3 separate regions of the Homo sapiens genome follow, and all the other regions are linked to region 2. The links are chromatin loops, found by intact Hi-C in ENCODE. Cell type or tissue: OCI-LY7. All regions are shown on one strand. Region 1 has its middle 49 kb from the start of PCDH8. Region 2 holds the start of LINC01065 (long intergenic non-protein coding RNA 1065). Region 3 has its middle 9.1 kb from the start of LINC00345.

Region 1 (4,000 bases), 250 kb after region 2:
CATCTTGACTAACTAAAATGAGTAAGGAAGCATCTTTGTTTCGTGGAACTGGGTTTGGGCGGCAGGTCCACACAGGAAGCATCCCCTGGGCGGTGCCCAGTCTGGGCTGAGCCTCTGCTTCTCCTGGCTGCCAGCAGCTGCCCTCCCCCACAACCCCAGCCATCCAGATGGCACCAAGAGCCTAATTGCCATTGTTAGTATTGATGGCTCATTCCAAAACAGCAGAGAGGAACAGGCAGGAGAGAAAACATCTCTCTGTGGAGCCACCTACTGCCTGTGTTTAATGCAGATGAGCATCTAACTCTGTGACTTCTGGCATCTGTGTCCACAGGAAAGCGCTGGAAGCCCCTTTTTTGCTTCAGAAACAGTATGGAAGCCATTAGGAAGGGTGCCCTTGCCACTTATTGGCCCAACTCTCCTGAAAAGACATTAGCCTCAAAAATTAAAAAGCCTGACAAGACCAAGTAGTGGTGAACATGTGGTGCTTCTGGATCTCTTATACAGTACTCTGCAGAGGAGCCTGTATACTGGAACAACCACTTTGGAAAATTGTACATTATCTAGTAAAGCTGAAGATATCCATGTCCAGCAACCCAGCAGTTCCACTCTGAGATGTGCACCCTATAGCAATGCATGCCAGGATGCACAGATAGAACGTTGAAAGTAGGCCAGGCACGGTGGCTGATGCCTGTAATCCCAGCACTTTAGGAGTCCGAGTCAGGCGGATCACCTGAGGTCAGGAGTTCGAGACCAGCCTGACCAACATAGAGAAACCCCATCTCTACTAAAAATACAAAACTTTTCTGGGTGTGGTGGTGCATGTCTGTAATCCTAGCTACTAGGAAGTCTGAGGCAGGAGAACTGCCTGATCCCGGGAGGCGGAGGTTGCAGTGAGCGGAGATTGTGCCACTGCACTCCAGCCTGGGTGACAGAGCAAGACTCCATCTCAAAAAATAAATAAATAAATAAAGTTGAAAGTAGTGTCATTCATAATCACCACAAACTCCAAACCACCTGAATGTCCATCAGCAGTAGATTAGATAAATAAGTTGTGGTAAAGGCAATCAATACCTTTGCCATTGTTATTATATGAAAATGAATAAACATAATCTTAAGCAAAAAAAAAGAGACAAAAGAATATACACTGTAGGATTCCACTTATATAATGTTCAAAATCATCAAAATATCAAACCACACACTGTAATGTTTAGGGATGCACTTGAGTGTGGTAAACACCAAAGTAAAGCAAAGAAACTATTACCAGAAGTCAGTACAGTGTGGCTAATTCTGGGAGAAGAAAGGAATTGTAGAGGGGGATGGGGAGTTACTAAGGTGCAGGCAATATTCCTCTTCTTGACCTGGGGAAAGTGGCTACCCAACTGTCTGCTTCTGTACATGGGTGCCTTTGTGCATTATTCTGTTGATATGTTCCACTTCACACACACACACACACACACACACACACACACACACACACACACACACCCCAGAAAATGTTAAGAAGAAAGGCAGCTCCCAGCCGGGCGCGGTGGCTCATGCCTGTAATCCCAGCACTTTGGGAGGCTGAGGCAGGCAGACCACGAGGTCAGGAGTTCAAGACCAGCCTGACCAATATGGTGAAGCCCCATCTGTACTAAAAATACAAAAATCAGCCTGGCGTGGTGGTGCATGCCTGTAGTCCCAGCTACTCAGGAGGCTGAGGCAGGAGAATCGCTTGAACCCGAGAGGTGGAGGTTGCAGTGAACGGAGATTGTGCCACTGCACTCCAGCCTGGGTGACAGAGCGAGACTGTCTCAAAAAAAAAAAAAAAAAAAGAAAGAAAGAAAGAAAGAAAGAAAGAAAGAAAGAAAGAAAGAAAGAAAGAAAGGCAGCTCCCCAGGCCTGATGGCAGCTGCCCCCTACTGGAACCCAAGGAAAGTGCAGGTTCAGAGGAGGTATTTGGTGGGTGGGAGGGGGTGTTGAAAGGGTCACAAGAGCTGTTGTGGCCTCAGAAGAAGTTGTACCCAAATCCCTTTTGGAATGTTTCTTAAAGTTTTATTCATGAGTTGTTAAGCATTTTGTTTGGCAAATCAGTTTATCCCAACCACCTCTGTGGAGGTGGCAGATGGCACCTAAAGAAAGCCTCCTCCTAAATGCAGCCCAGTCTGTTTGCTCACCCTCTGCTCAGGCCTTGGCCGCTGTTCCCAAGGCTCAAAGGAGCAGTCAGAGAAGGAGGGGAAGGGAGGGAGAGAGGGGTTTGTCGGCAGCCGGCGAAGTCTGTGGGGATGGATAGAAACATGGTGTTTACAAGAAACAGCAGCCCCAGGACTGAGCCTTTTCCTTTGCTGGAAGCCCCGCAAATGCGCACCAATATTGAAGCCTGGGAAACCCAAGCTGCTAAATCTCACCACTGGGGCAATGGCAGGGGTGTGCAAGAGCCAAAAAGCATGGGAGCATTAATTTGTATGAAAATCCAAGGAGGAATTGTGTTAAGAGTGAGGGTGAGAGCCAAAAGGATGGAATGCTTAACTCCTTGATGCAGTCAATAGTCGCATCTGGTCCTTCTGACTGTGGGAGAGAGTCTGCAGTGAGGCCTTTTCCAGGCCCTGACAATTCATCTGAAAAGGAAAAGCCAGCACAGACGTTTCCAAAGGCTTCAGTCCTGAGTGGGACAGGAGGGAAGTGAAAAAGGGACAATAAGACATAGTTCTATTATTTAATATTTTCTAAAATGGCATAACGGGACTATTAATCAGGTTAAAATGTGATTTTCCTTGTGTCTCATGTTAGTGACAACCCAATTTAATAAAAGAGCAGGCACTTGTAAGAGTTCTTGGGTCTGTGCTTTTAAGTGACACTTTGTATCTCTCACCTTTTTTAATTTGAAGATGTTTGAATTTTCATACTCTAACAAAGACCTCCCCACAGTTCCTGAAAGAGTGTTTCAAGGACTTTGGAAGCCATTTCTAATTTGTTGCCTTTAAAGAACTGTCCCCAAGTATAATGATGTTCCCAAGCCCCAGGTTTCAGGCCAGGCACAGTGGCTCACACTTGTAATCCCAGCACTTTGGGAGGCTAGGCAGGAAGATTGCTTGAGGCCAGGAGTTCAAGACCAGCCTGGGCAACACAGTTTGGCCCTGTCTCTACAAAAAAAAAAAACTGTTTTAAAATTATCCAAGCATGGTAGCATGCGCTTGTAGTCCCAACTACTCGGGAGGCTGAGGTGGGAGGCTCGCTTGAGCCTGGAAGATCAAGGCTGCAGCAAGCTGTGATCGTGCCACTGCACTCCAACCTGGGCAACAGAGTGAGACCCTGTCTCAAAAAAGAAAACAAAAGGCTACAAGAAATAGATTACCTATAACTCTCCATTATTCACCAAACATGTGTTAAGTGCTGACTAGATGCCAGACCTGGAGTGCATACTGCCTCGTGGTGGAGCTTACCTCTGTGGGGAAGGAGGGTAAGACAGTATGATTTGGGATGGTGAACACTCTGATGCAGGACAGCAAGGCATTGCAAGGCTTGTGGAAGGGGCACCTCACCCAGGCTCAGAGGCTCAGGGAAGGCTGCCCAGAGGGAGTGACATGCAAACTGAGATCTGAAGGAGGAGCAGAAGCTGGCTGGGTGAATGGCAGAGGCCAGCAGTGTTCCGGGTAGAGGAAATGGCACATGCAAAGGCCTGAAGAGAGGAGAAAGATGGTGTGCACAGGCTCAGAGCGGGGAACTGAGGAGGGGAGAGAAATGACACCCAGAAGCAGGAGACTCCAAATCATAAGGGACCTGGAGGCCATTGGAAGGAGTCAAACTTGGTTCTAAACTCATGAGAAATCTCTGAATGGTTGGGAACAGATTTCTGAATTAGAAAGATGCCATTGTGTAGAGCTTGGATTAGGAGGAAAACAAGACAGGCATCAGGAAGACCAGGTGGGAAGCTTCCTCAATATCCTAATGTAAGACAATAGAAGTGAGGCTGGATGGGGACTGAAGACACAGGAGAGGAAGGGCCTATGCCTATTTTGCC
Region 2 (4,000 bases):
TCACCAAGGTTGGAGTGCAGTGATGAGATCACAGCTCACCGCAGCCTCGATTTCCCAGGGGCTCAGGTGATCCTCCCACCACAGCCTCCCCAGTACCTGGGACTACAGATGCATGCCACCATGCCTGGCCCCAGATAAGATTCTAAATATACATTTTGCTTCTTCTTAAGGCAAGCCAGCCATTGCCAACATAGAGCAACAAAATGCACATTGCTTTGCTAGGGACCTTACAGAGTAGATAAATGACACAATGTCTTCCCTCTAGGGAGGATAAAAAGAATAATGAAAGATGTGTTTTTTCCATAAATGCATATATTAACATTTGACTTCACAAAAAGTGCTCATGTAAAGAACAATACTTTCCCTTGAAGTTAAGCAATTTTATGATGGATCTAACAGTACAGGGAAAAAGGTCTTGGGGCTAATAATAATAATTAGCACTTATGTTGGTACTTTCTGTGTTCAAAGCATTTTGTGGAAGATTAACTCGTTATTCTTCCCAGCGTTCTTGTCAAGTTTATAAAGCTTTAGACTGTTCTGATGTCCTCTCCAGTACAATTCCATATAATATGGGAACATTCATTTGATTTTTACATATAAATACTACTGGAGTTCTGATTATCCCACACTGTGTCTGATACCCAGTAAACTCACAAACTTTGGTGGAAAGAATGGATGGTACTTCCTGGATCCTTATTTCAAAGATCCATTCAAAATTCAAGAGTCTGACCAAAGAATGGATTATCACTTTAAGCATCCAACTATATTTTATCAAAATGGTCTCATTTACATTTTTCTTCATTTAAATCATGAGTTCCTCAAGGACAGGAACTGTGTGTTTTTCATGCTTGTTCCAAGGATCACCTAGGCATGTGTTGGCTCAGAATGATGCTTAGTAAGCCTGTGTTGAACAATAAAAATGAATTCTTTATTGATAAGTTCTTATTAAATTGTGAAGAATAAATAGCATGTGGTATCTGTCCTGCCCTCTAGGAATAAGTATGAAAGAGGAAGCAGGACTTATATACAGAAAGCAACTGGACACAAAATAGAAAAATACAAAATACAACCAAGTGCTACAATGTGTGGTTCGAGAAATGAGCGCTAAGGAAAAATTACACTTGTTTTGTTTTGTTTTTTGACTTCTCAGCCCATTAGCTCCACCTCCTTCCTTTGGGTATATGTGTATATATACAGAAAGAGTGAGACAGCTTTTGGCCTGCAATAAAATGTAACAGCCTGTAAAAATATTATATTTTCTACTCTGTTTAATATAGAAAGTTCATTCAGTTGGAAATTATATACAGATTTTTAAGTTTCTTTCTGTACAAAACAACAACAAAACTCCAAACACAGAAACACACGCACAAATACACTGAACTTTAATGGTGATCTTTATTCAAATTACAGTTTCTGTGCACACCTGTAATCCCAGCTACTCCAGAAGTTGATGGGAGCATCCCTTGAGCCCAGGAGTTCAAGTCCAGCCTGGGCAACATAGTGAAATCCCACCTCTCAATCTTTTAAAAAATTAAATTACAACTTCCCATATTATAAAAAAGTACTGCAGCTCCAAGCTTGAATGGAAATTCATTAGATTTTTATAAATTTGAAGGAAGTTTATTTCTGAAAATAAATTTTGTTGAATTTCTTCTTAAGGTGGAAATTTGTTTTTCATTCCTTTTCTTTGCATGTGAGTTTTGTATCAGTTGTGGAACTCTATAGCTCCACTACATATTTGGGTATTTGAATATTTGAATCTGTTGTGCTTTTTCCAGGAAATTCTGAATTTTAGGATAGTCTACAGGTACCATAAATTGAGAAGTCCAAACAATTCATTATCTTCCTTGAAGCCCAAACCTGCCATTTTTCTCAGATAGGAAAGCCACCAAACATAGGGAGCATGCCTGCCACTTCCCTCTGGCCCGTCTCTGGCTCATCCGCCACAGAGACCTATTTATTACATCCCCTGAGTATTCTTCTAATTCCCCCTCCTTTCCATCCCCACTCTTTCAGCCACACTTCAGGACCATGGTCTGTGCATCGCTTAGTCTCATCCTAATTTATCCGCAGCTCCACCCACTCCAACCTCCTCTCCCCTCTCTAAGACAACCTTTACTTCCCCACCTATGCCTGTTCCAATTTACTGTCTCTGAACCCCACATATGCCCTTTTCTGCCCTACATTATGATAACTGGAGCTGGACCTAATTTCTTTCGTTAGCGGGCACAATGTTAGACCTTGTCAGTAGAGGGCGCTAGAGGGACACTGCACAAGGAAGGGGCTTCTCTTCTGGTTCCAGCTCTGTTCTTAGAAAACAATGAGCTGTCTCCTTGCCAACCAGCAGCTCCCTTGGTAGGGGCATGCAGAAGACCTGATGACACAAACCCTCCAAAGAGTTTCACCCTCACCACAACAGGTGGCTTCCTGCTCGGCAGCCCATCCTGCATCACTTCAGTGGACTTCTCTGACATCTACTAGACCACATTAAATGAATCACAGCCTTGAAACTGAACTGGAAGGACTTCCTTCAAGGTTATACTTTCTTTGAATACTGTCTTTCAGCCCTATGCCTAGTGACTGCTCCCTGCGTCTTACCCCAGTTTTCTTGAGAATTCCCTTTATACTTCTTAGTAGATAATACCCTTTAATTAGTTCCTTATTTTTATGTGGTATTAAGTTTTCCCTGTCCAAACTATTAGTCATGTCTCACTTAATGATGGGGATATGTTCTGAGAAATGTGTTGTTAGGCAATTTCATCATTGTGTGAACATCATGGCATGTACTTACACAAACCTAGATGATAGTATAGCCTATTACAACCCTAGGCCATATGGCATAGTCTATTGCTTCTAGGCTACAAACCTGTACAGAATGTTACTGTACTGAATGTGGTAGGTAATTGTAACACAATGGTATTTGTATATACAAACATACCTAAACATAGAAAAGGTACAGTAAAAACAGTGTTGTAATCTATGGGACCACCATCATATAGGCAGTCTGTGTTGGACAGAAATGTCATTATGCGGCTCATGACTATACTATTGTGATTTCTGTCTCCTGACCAAACCCTGACTGCTTTACCACTTTTGTTCTTTCTTTATTTTCTTTCTTTTTTTTTCTTTTTTACAAGGTCTCACTCTGTTGCCCAGGCTGGAGTGCAATGGTGTGATCTCGGCTCACTGCAACCTCCGCCTCCTGGGTTCAAGCGATTCTCCTGCCTCAGCCTCCTAAGTAACTGGGATTACAGGAGCCCACCACCATGCCCAGCTAATTTTCGTATTTTTAGTAGAGACGGGGTTTCACCATGTTAGGCAGGCTGGCCTCGAACTCGTGACCTCAGGTGATCTGCCCATCTCAAAAGTCTAGTTGGGAATGGTAATCACACAGTTTGGCTATCTCCTCAGGTCAGATTACTCAAATAAGGATTAAACTGCTGCTTATCTTTATGCTTGGCAGCATGGTACCTAGCCACGTGGTACCAAGAGTGACTCAGACATGCCTTACCCTCTCTGTGTTACACAGCTCACCTCCAGCTAGAGCTGTTGAACTGTAACACAGAAGCACCCATTTCTCTGCTCACAAAGTGTCATGGTACCCAGGGGCAAAACTAACTCAGACACAATAGTACTCAAGTGTTCTCCATCATTCCAGCTCAATCCAAAGACCCTCAACACATTCCCTGAAATGAGAGATGAAGTGCACTGACAGAATTCAAGGCATGTTTGAGACAAACTTTTCTCCTTGCTTAAGTCTTCTCGGCAATGGTTGGCTCTACCATTTTAAAAGACCTGCAATTGTGTGCAATGAAAGTAGTTCCAGGCTGCTGTATCTTGCTCCCTTTCCCACAGACATCACCAGAAGCCCAATTCATCACATTCTTAACAGCACTCTTCAGATTTATCTGTCAGGGCAAAGGATCCAGATTAAAAATGAAACAACCATTTCACTTGCTTGACAAGGGGAGACCCAGTCTGCCAAATTTCCGTCCCTATC
Region 3 (4,000 bases), 540 kb after region 2:
AACCCAGTTGTCCAGCAGTTTCAGCTACCTACTTCTATTCACTTGTGGCTCTACTAGCAAAAGTATTAAAGGATTATGGACATCTTTCCAAAGGCAGTGTACTAGCTAAAGGCACAGAAAGAAGGAGAGAATGAGGCTGGATGGGCTTACTGGGGGCATAACTCATCGTGAGGTTTCCTGATCTGGGTGAGGGATGATGTGTGTGGTATATACTGGATGTGGTATTTCCTTTCTTTTTTCTTAGGTGGATTAAGAGCTGTTTCGTCAGGCCGGGCACGACAAAACAGGGATCACGCCTGTAATCCCAGCACTTTGGGAGGCCGAGGCAGGTAGATCACAAGGTCAGAAGATTGAAACCATCCTGGCTAACATGGTGAAACCCCGTCTCTACTAAAAATACAAAAAATTAGCCGGGCGTGGTGGCAGGCGCCTGTAGTCCCAGCTACTCGGGAGGCTGAGGCAGGAGAATGGCATGAACCCAGGAGGCAGAGCTTGCAGTGAGCCGAGATCACACCAGTGCGCTCCAGCCTGGGCGACAGAGCGAGACTCCATCTCAAAAAAAAAAGAGCTGTTTTGCCTCTGCATCTTCACAACACAGCCTAAAACAGCCTCAAACACAGCCTAAAACAGCACTTTAGGAGGCCAAGGTGGGTGATTACTGGAGCCCAAGAGCTCAAGACTAACCAGGGCAACATGGTGAAACCTCATCTCCACAAAAAATACAAATCAATAAACAAATTAGGTGGGCATGCCGGTGTGTGCTTGCAGTCCCACCTACTCTGGAGGCTGAGGTGGGAGGATTGTTTGAGCCCAGGAGGCAGAGGCTGCAGTGCCACTGCACTTCAGCCTGGGTGACAGAGCAAGAGCCTGTCTCAAAAAAAACAACAACAGCAAAAGATGAACATACGTGCATGTTTATATAATATATAGGTAGATGATATTAGTGTAACTGTATAACACTATGTGAAAAATGAAGCTTTAGTCCCCTTGGAACACACAGGTGAGTATGACTTGTTCCCTGCTTCAAGGGGCTGGTGATCTAGCAGAGATCACAGATGTGGAGCAGGTAAACTAACAAGATAGGCAATGCAACAGGTGCCAGGCCTGTGGAGGCCCAGAGAGGTTGCACCCAGATGGATGAGTTTCCTAGATTTCATTAGCTTCTTCACAAGCGCTTTAGTGCCCAAAGCCAAAGGACAAAGTAAGAGGGAGGAGCATGGAGAGGCCCACAGCAGGAGGACTTACGGGAGATGGGACTGAAGACGAAGTGGTTTCGTGTCCTTCAAATTAGATTGTCTAGGTACTTGTCTTTCCCCTCCACGTAAGATGACTCATTCTTAGTATATTCATGTGTAAAACTGCTTTGGATTTTAGGTACATGGAAGACCAGGATCATGTCACACTAGTGTGTATTGCACAGCATATGACATAGAACTATGTTGAAACAGTGCTTAGCACATGACTTTTGGAGACGACAGAGATATGACCAGGCAGAACTGTCCTCAGGTCAATTTCTAAAGTGCATGAGAGTACTCTGGTTCCCCCAGCCCATCCTCTTGCCTTCTTGTACTCATTCTCCCCCGTCCCTTGGCCCCTCTCTATGTTGCCTTTTAGCTTCTCAGAGCCTCCTTGCTTTGGGTCTCACCCAGACCTGACACCTTTGCCGAGACCTCTCTAAATTAGCCTTTCGTCCCCTCTCCTACCTGTCAAACTGCTCTCTCATCTATCCACCAAGGGGAGGGCTATGTTGTTAAACTAACACTAATGTATGAAAGCCCACATTGCTAGCTAACACTTGTACTATCTCATAAAAGTTAATTTTTAAAAGAGGTGCTTTCAAATTTCAATAAGCAAAGGCTACAGCTGAGATTATTTTCTTTTTGCTTTCCTGGCCTCTGAAGTTATGCTTTCAGGAAACTGCTTTCTGTCTAAGTGTTAACCCAAGCTGGCCCTTAGATGCATTTGTTATGTTCAAGTGCCCTCTGGAGGCAAAAATAGTCTCCTGTTAGATAAAAGACATGCCTGCCAATGACCCACAAATTACTGGCCCCTGTGCTGTGGGGTCCATTCATTCCCGTCTTTGTGCATTCCCAGCACAGCCCTGCCTCAGGGCCTTCAGCTTAGGCATGGAAAATTCTTTGGCCTGGAATAGCTGTCCCAAAGACTGTCCCATGACTGATTCCTTCATACCATCCACTTCAGCTCAGCAGTGCTTTCTCAGCCGTGCACCGCATCTAGCCAAGTCGACCTTCCCATTCTGTCATGTAGCGCTGTTTCCTTGTCTTCCGGCACTCAGCACTATCTGAAATAATCTTCCATTCACTCAACACGTTCATCAAGTGCCTGACCTAGGCCCTGTCTCATGCACTTGGGATAGATCAAGGTACAAATGCAACAAGTTCCCTGCCCTGGCGGAACGTACAGGTCTTGGGAATCACATTGTTTCCTTTTTCATCATCAGCCTCCCCGCTGGAATGTAAGCTCAGTGAGAGTAGGGATCCCTCATCGAGGGGGCAGCCTCATTTACTACCTTATCCCAAGAGCCTGGAACTGTGCCTGGTACATCCTTCATGGTCAATCAATATTTGTGGAATGAATAAACAAATGTTTATATTAGCCAGGCACAATGGCTGAGGTGAGAGGTTAGCTTGAGGCCAGGAGTTGGAGACCAGCCTGAGCAACATAGTGAGACCTCTGTCTCATGAAGAAATTTTTTTAAGTTTATATTTTCTATCAGGATACACAACTAACATTTTAAACTTATTTTGCTGTGACAAAGTTCATTCATTCCATTATCACAAGTCTACAAAATGAGACAAACTGTATACCTCATTATTATTCAAATGATCAATAACAACCATAGTTAGCATTTATTGACCACTAAGTATTAGACACTATAATAGTGCTTTATTTGTATTTTCTCATCTTCACAAAATTTCCTGAGGCAAGTAACACCATTTTTCACTTTTAAGATGAGAAATTTGAGGCTTACAGGAGCTTCTCACTATCACAAAGTCATCAGGTGGGAGAGCCAGCTTTTGAGGACCGGACAGTCGACCCAGAGTCCATGCTGTCAGCCTCCTCCACACAGCTACGTTCACATCAGGAAGTCTGTATTACTCAGCGGCTCCCTCTACCATCCTCTAAAGAAATCCTGCACTCTCTTAGCAGGGCCTGTGAGACCCCTCAAGATCAGCCCTGCCTCCTTCGCTAGTCTCCTTCCCATTACCTCTCCTCCCACCCTGACGGGAGCCCCTGCAGCTCCCAGACACGGCCATGCCTTCCCCCACCTCCTTGCCATCCAATGCTGCGTTTCCTTCTTCCTCCCTGCCTAACTCCTACTCCTACTTCAAGGCTCAGCTCTTGCCCCAAGCTCTAGAACCTTTCCTGGTCCTCTGGGCTGGGTTCTGTGCCCATGCTCTACTGCTCCCAGCCCCCTGTGCCTGGCTTTGTGATTCTCAGTGAACGAAATGAGGTGCGGCTTTTCATCTCCAAATTTCTGGTGCTTAATTGGAACAGAGAGATTGACTAAATACTTTGAATGACAGAGCATTTAAGAATTGGCCATGTTTTACAAATTTAGGCACAGTGAGGCAAACAATCCCATTGTAAATAAGAGGGTTAGTGCTGGGCACGGTGGCTCACACCTGTAATCACAGCACTTTGGGAGGTTTAGATGGGAGGATTGTTTTGAGGCCATGAGTTTGAGAACAGCCTGGTCAATATAGTGAGACCTCCTTCTCTACAAACAAACACACAAACAAAATAATTAAAAATTAGCCAGGCAGGGTGGCACAGGCCTGTGGTCTCAGCTACTTAGGAGGCTGAGGTGGGAGGATCATTTGAGTCTCGGAGCTCAAGGCTGCAGTGAGCTATGGTCACGCCACAGCACTCCAGCCTGGGTGACAGAGCAAGACCTTGTGTCTTAAAAAAATTAAAAAAGGTTAGAATGTGGCCCATGGAAGTCCTCAAAGGTACAATCGCATGAAGCTGAGAAGCA

Evidence for each region. Hi-C counts contacts between places; a loop is a spot of excess contacts. Peaks named below come from ENCODE experiments on the same cell type or tissue, not always from the same donor. Only the 100,000 strongest peaks of a DNase experiment are listed, where the experiment ranks them.
Region 1: it touches region 2 in a loop (4-fold over the local background); 4 of 110 quality-filtered maps call a loop at or near these places.
Region 3: it touches region 2 in a loop (3-fold over the local background); 6 of 110 quality-filtered maps call a loop at or near these places.

The regions. Positions count from the first base shown.
Region 1 is chr13:52,895,519-52,899,518 of GRCh38, reverse strand. No RefSeq gene overlaps it. Among named protein-coding and RNA genes, the nearest start is that of PCDH8, 49 kb to the right of the region's middle. In OCI-LY7, CTCF peaks have their summits at 1,691 and 1,903 (motif pointing left); no DNase peak of the experiment used is centred here.
Region 2 is chr13:53,150,239-53,154,238 of GRCh38, reverse strand. It overlaps LINC01065 (long intergenic non-protein coding RNA 1065), which reads left to right and starts at 2,339. Exons shown (of 5, transcript NR_125788.1): 1 at 2,339-2,535. In OCI-LY7, CTCF peaks have their summits at 2,045 and 2,249 (motif pointing right); a DNase peak (open chromatin) is centred at 2,308.
Region 3 is chr13:52,607,503-52,611,502 of GRCh38, reverse strand. No RefSeq gene overlaps it. Among named protein-coding and RNA genes, the nearest start is that of LINC00345, 9.1 kb to the right of the region's middle. In OCI-LY7, a CTCF peak has its summit at 1,989 (motif pointing left); a DNase peak (open chromatin) is centred at 1,972.